2 separate regions of the Homo sapiens genome follow, and region 2 is linked to region 1. Evidence: chromatin loops called from intact Hi-C (ENCODE). Cell type or tissue: psoas muscle. All regions are shown on one strand.

Region 1 (2,500 bases):
GGGCAAGGTTGCAGCTGGAACCCTGGCTCCCGATGTCTTGTCTGCATCCCTCATACCCATCCTGGGCATCCTGCAATTCCCACTGACTCTAGAAGCCCTCAGTCAGCTGCTGTGAGAAACTGACATTCTGTAAATTCTGTGTTTTGCCTTTGTTTTGTTTGTATTATGTTATAACATCAAGAGAAACCCAAGGGCTTTCCCCAGAATGGGGAAAAAGCGGGATGATTTTGATCACGTGGCTCTACCATTTACTCAGTGGGGAAGAGAAGGTGGCCCCTGACCAGGAACAAGGTGATAGATTTCTGTGCCCGTCTTCACTTTGTGTCTTGTTTCTTTTCTGCCTATCATCATTTAGTCAGGAGTTTTTTTTTTTTTCCTGTGTACTTAGAAAGTATATGAGAAAACAGAAACTCTTTCCATAAATCTTGTTAGGAGAGAGAAGAATCCTGTAGTTACTTAGGATGGAAAATCCTTCTAAGACAAAAGGGCCTTCAGAGCAGGCTGTGGGAGCACATTGAGCCCACAGAGAGAGGTTGACCCCCATGGGGGATTTTGTCTGGCCTTTCACTTCCTAATACCTTGTTGTCCACATCTGTGTAGTGGGTCTCCATCTGTCCTGCCTGCTTCTGAGAGATGACAGAGGGAGTCTCTGAAAAAGCCAGGCGTCAGATCCTGTAGGCGGGGTGCCATGGGCATGGCCTGGACAAGTGAAGCCTGACATGTGGGTGCTCTCCTCCGGACCCGGAGCCCCCCTGAGAGTGCAGAGCCCTGACCCTCACAGCAGCCTGTCAGCAGCGCCTCGAGCACCTGGCTATTCTGCGCTTGGCTGACATCTCGGGATTCCTCAGTCTCTTAGGAGAAGGAGAGGAAATGTGTGTTTTCAGTTTGGGAAGGAAGACACACCTCTAAATGTCAGACCTGAGGCTTCCGATAAGCCCATAGGATATTTTCATTTCGGAACTGAAAAGAGCCGACCCAAACACCTACCTACTGAGGCCCATGAAGCTCACACTCCCAGAGAGGTTCAGGGGTAAATCTTGCGCCGCGTCACCCTTTCCAGTGAAGAGACGGCTTTGAAGCTTGCGCCTCGCTCTGGGCTCATTGTTCTGCGTGTAAAGGGCCTTTGCTAACACCCACTGGCATTTTCTAGTACAAGGGAACACTGTGTCAACCTACATGAAAACGGAAATGCTAATGCACCTGGGATTTGAGACCACAGCGCCCCCTCCATGTTCAGTAATCCTGGAGGCAGCGACTGGAAAATACATTCCATGCAGCACAGATTCATTTAGAGCAATGTCTTTCAGACTCTGTCCCTTGGAACCCTGAGGTTCCACAGAACACATCAGGGACTGGGGCAGGGGGACAGATGGCCGCTGGAAATGGGTGCCCTCCAGGCCTGAGCAGGACCCCAGGCCTTCCTTTCCAACCTGACCAGAGAACTTTTGCTTCCATTTTTATGCTGTGGTTCTGCACACAGCTCCATTCAACAGAAGGTTCCCCTGCTTTAAAAAAGAGTTTGAAGACCCTTGGCCGAGGTAGAGGCTCTATTCAATCTATAATTCTATTTACAAGACAAAAATAAATAACCTATTTATAAATCCAGCTTAATTAGCCCTCGCATAAAGTAAAAGTAAACCTCAGCAGAATTCTACAGGATTCGGTCATCATAATTCTTTCTCCTCCTTCAGATGTAGTTGAGGGTCCTTGCGTCTGTCATTAAGCTCCTCACTCCCCATTCATAAGGCTGCCTTGTACTTTTTGAAGGATTTCCACAGACTCCTTGGCTGGGAGCGTGAGCAACCTCAAAAAACCTTCACCAGCCCGTATGAAGTGTCTGACTAAAACGCAGGAGGTCATTCTCTTTTCTGCCAGGGGCAGCTTCTCAAACACAGAAGGGTGGCTCAGGAGAGGGGGTGGGGCAGGGGCCAAGTCCAATGGCAAAGGCAATGGCTTTGGGCCAAAGGGTAAAAATGCTTGTTTTCAGGAAAATTAGAAAAATTTGCCTGAGGCAGGTCCCACTTACACACTGAGTTCTTATATGGGCCCTTTTATATTGCTGTTTACTTTGCTTTTTAAATTAAAAAATCAGTGCCTGCCAGTCAGGGGGCCTCTCCGGCCCTGAAAGGGTCTGCCGTTGCCCCCACCCCAGCTCCCCACCCCAGGCTCCTGGGTCAGAGACTGATGGGAATTGGGCGTCAAGAGGGAAATGTGTGGGTTAGAGGCGAATGTGGAGTCTGGGCTGTTTTTCTGTATGGTAATGGACAAGCCAGGGTGGCCATTCTGAGACAGGCACTTTCTCCTCTCCAGTCTCTGGGGTAGGCCTTTGAAAACAATTGCCAGCCAGAATGACTGAAAGAATTTTCCTGGGGATCCTGAGCAAAACCTCTGAGAGAAGGGGGAGGCTTTCCCTCGTCCTCCCTGATAGATCCCCAGGGCACTGCATTCCCCAGGCTGGCATTTCCCCACTCCTGCCTACAGGTTTGCTGCTGGGGGTGGT
Region 2 (2,500 bases), 570 kb before region 1:
ACATTCATTCTAACCAAGAGCCTTCTGTGGCTGAATTATATATTCCAGCTCAAGTTCTAAAGGATACTGATCCTTGGTCTAAGATGATAGTTCCTAAGCTTTACTGGGTTACAGTCTCCTTTGAGAATCTGATGAAATCTATAAGAATTCTTCCCAGAAAAAATAATGTACATGTACACAGCCCCCTTGCTACACACACACACACACACACACACACGCACACACAGATCTCTATCTACCTATAGATTGTGTGTGTGTGTGTGTGTGTGTGTGAGAGAGAGAGAGAGAGAGAGAGAGAGAGAGAGAGAGGCTTGCTTATATCATAGGGTTTATGGACTAGCCAGTGCATGGATACCAGTTAAGAAACTCTACTGGGTGCTGTGGCTCAAGCCTATAATCCCAGCTACTTGGGAGGCTTAGGTGGGAGGATCACTTGAGCCCAGGGGTTCAAGACCAGCCTGGGCAACATAGCAAGACCCCTTTCCTTAAAAGAAAATTTTTTAATTGGCTGGGTGTGGTGGTGCATGCCTGTAGTCCCGGCTACTTAGGAGGCTGAGGCAGGAGGATTGCTTGGGTCCAGGAGTTCAAGGCTGCAGTGAGCTATGATTGTGGCACTGCACTCCATGTACTCCAGCCTGGGCCACAGAGCAAGACCGTCTCTTAAAAAAAAAAGGAGAAGAAGAGAGGGAGGAGGATGAAGAAAGCAGAAGAAGATGAAGAGGAAGAAGGAGAAGGAAGAGGAAGTAGGAGGAGGAGAAGAAGAAAGAGGAAAGAAGAAGAAAGAAGGAAGAAGTAGGAGGAGGAGAAGAAGAAGGGAAGAAGAAGAAACAAGGAAGTAGAAGAGGAAGAGGAGGAGGAGAGGGAGTGGGAGGAGGAGGGGAGGAAAGGGAAGGAGAAGGAGGAGAATAAACTCTGGTCTTACTTGAGCAGACCTCTACTTGTATACCCAAAATTGCATACTCAACTCTAACTGCCAAATAATCTGTTTGCCAGATATTTATTTCCATTGCTGTTGCTGTTGCAGCTACTTCTGAAAGAGGAGTAACTGTTGGTATGGGTTTCTGGCTGCATTTTAGGTTTAGGGTCTAAAACCTCCTTGAGCAGTGCTTGGTTTAACCAGATTTGGTTCAGGGTCTTTTGAAGCTCTGGGTTCATTCTTCCACCTCCCACCCCTTGACCTTCATTTAACCCAAGCATTGAGCAATATAATGCTCAGGAAGTTAGTTGGCAGCTGCCAGCAGGACCTCCGCAGCTGTACCTTACCATGCTACTGGCGCTGTCCAATGTGCTGGATCCTTCCACCATGTCTTGGCCTGTGTGCTTCTTGAAGATTTCAGTTGATAATTTATTGGCATAGGTAGGCTGTAAATATTGCCTTGGTTCATATTTTATCACTGCTTGATTGCTGTCTAGGCTCTTTATTTACCACACATTAGTTTGTTCATGGTCCTATTGATGGAGAAGGCTAGCCCTTTGGCCACTGAGTCTATACCTTGCTAATACCCCATAGGGCCAGAGGTCTCCAGGAATAGGTGAAGGTGGAAGGAAGCAAGAATATGTTGAGGACAAGAGAGGCAGCCCCAAACTCAGGTGAACTGAGAAGTTGGAATGCCTCTAAGATTGATATTAAAGTAACTTTATTGTTCAAAAAAAGAGACAAATGAAAGTCATAGATTATTAATAAACCTACAGTAGTACCCACCCCACATCACTGTCTTTCCTCTTACTTTGCTTTAGTCTTTGTAATAGCACTTACCACCTTGCATAACAATGCATGTTTTTGTTGTTGTTTGACTTCCTTCATTATAATGTAAGCCCTATTAGACCATGGGCTTAATTCACTGTTCCATCTCCAGAACAGTGGCTGGCACATTGTAGGTGCTCAGTAATTATTTTAATTACTCTTTGAACAAATGGATGAACAATCGAATGAACTGAAGGTACTAAATGGGTATTTTCCAAAGTTTTTTTTTCAAAATTTGTGCATGTAAGAATCTCCTAGAAAGGGCCTTTACAAGATGGAGCTATCTGGGATATATCTTTAAAGACTCATCTTTAGTGTCTGGAGGATTAAATTCCAGAATTGGATATTTAAGCTCTTTGAGTGATGCTGAGGCAAGTGGTCCTAGGAAAGTTGAAAAGTTGACTTATGTGATTCATACCCCCACAAAGATGCATACCAGGAATACTTAGCAAAACAGTAGTCTCATTTTTTCTCCTTGACAATTCAGGGCATGTCAAAATAATAAGTCGAATATAATCAAAATAAAAAATGATCAAATAGATAACTCAGTAACTCATTCTCATTTAAAATAGCTTTCTTCTGTTTTTTTTCCCCACATCTTTTTACTATTCCCTTTTCATAGACTTTTCTAAACAGATGCACATCTCACAAAGGCTGAAAATTCCTCTTAACCAGCTATTTCTTTCAAACTGAGAAAAATTTGGTAGCAGTCATTGAGAATGCAAAAAGAAATGTTTGGAATATTGTCAGACTCCC

The links. A loop is a pair of places that touch in the nucleus more often than their neighbours do. Peaks named below come from ENCODE experiments on the same cell type or tissue, not always from the same donor. Only the 100,000 strongest peaks of a DNase experiment are listed, where the experiment ranks them.
Region 2: it touches region 1 in a loop (5-fold over the local background); 24 of 110 quality-filtered maps call a loop at or near these places.

The regions. Positions count from the first base shown.
Region 1 is chr5:168,991,549-168,994,048 of GRCh38, reverse strand. The region is part of intron 4 of SLIT3 (slit guidance ligand 3); the gene reads left to right. It overlaps LOC124901130 (a long non-coding RNA gene), which reads right to left and starts at 1,073. Exons shown (of 2, transcript XR_007059042.1): 1 at 988-1,073. In psoas muscle, no CTCF peak of the experiment used is centred here; no DNase peak of the experiment used is centred here.
Region 2 is chr5:169,566,047-169,568,546 of GRCh38, reverse strand. All of the region lies in intron 2 of LOC105377714 (a long non-coding RNA gene), which reads left to right. Among named protein-coding and RNA genes, the nearest start is that of SPDL1, 16 kb to the left of the region's middle. In psoas muscle, no CTCF peak of the experiment used is centred here; no DNase peak of the experiment used is centred here.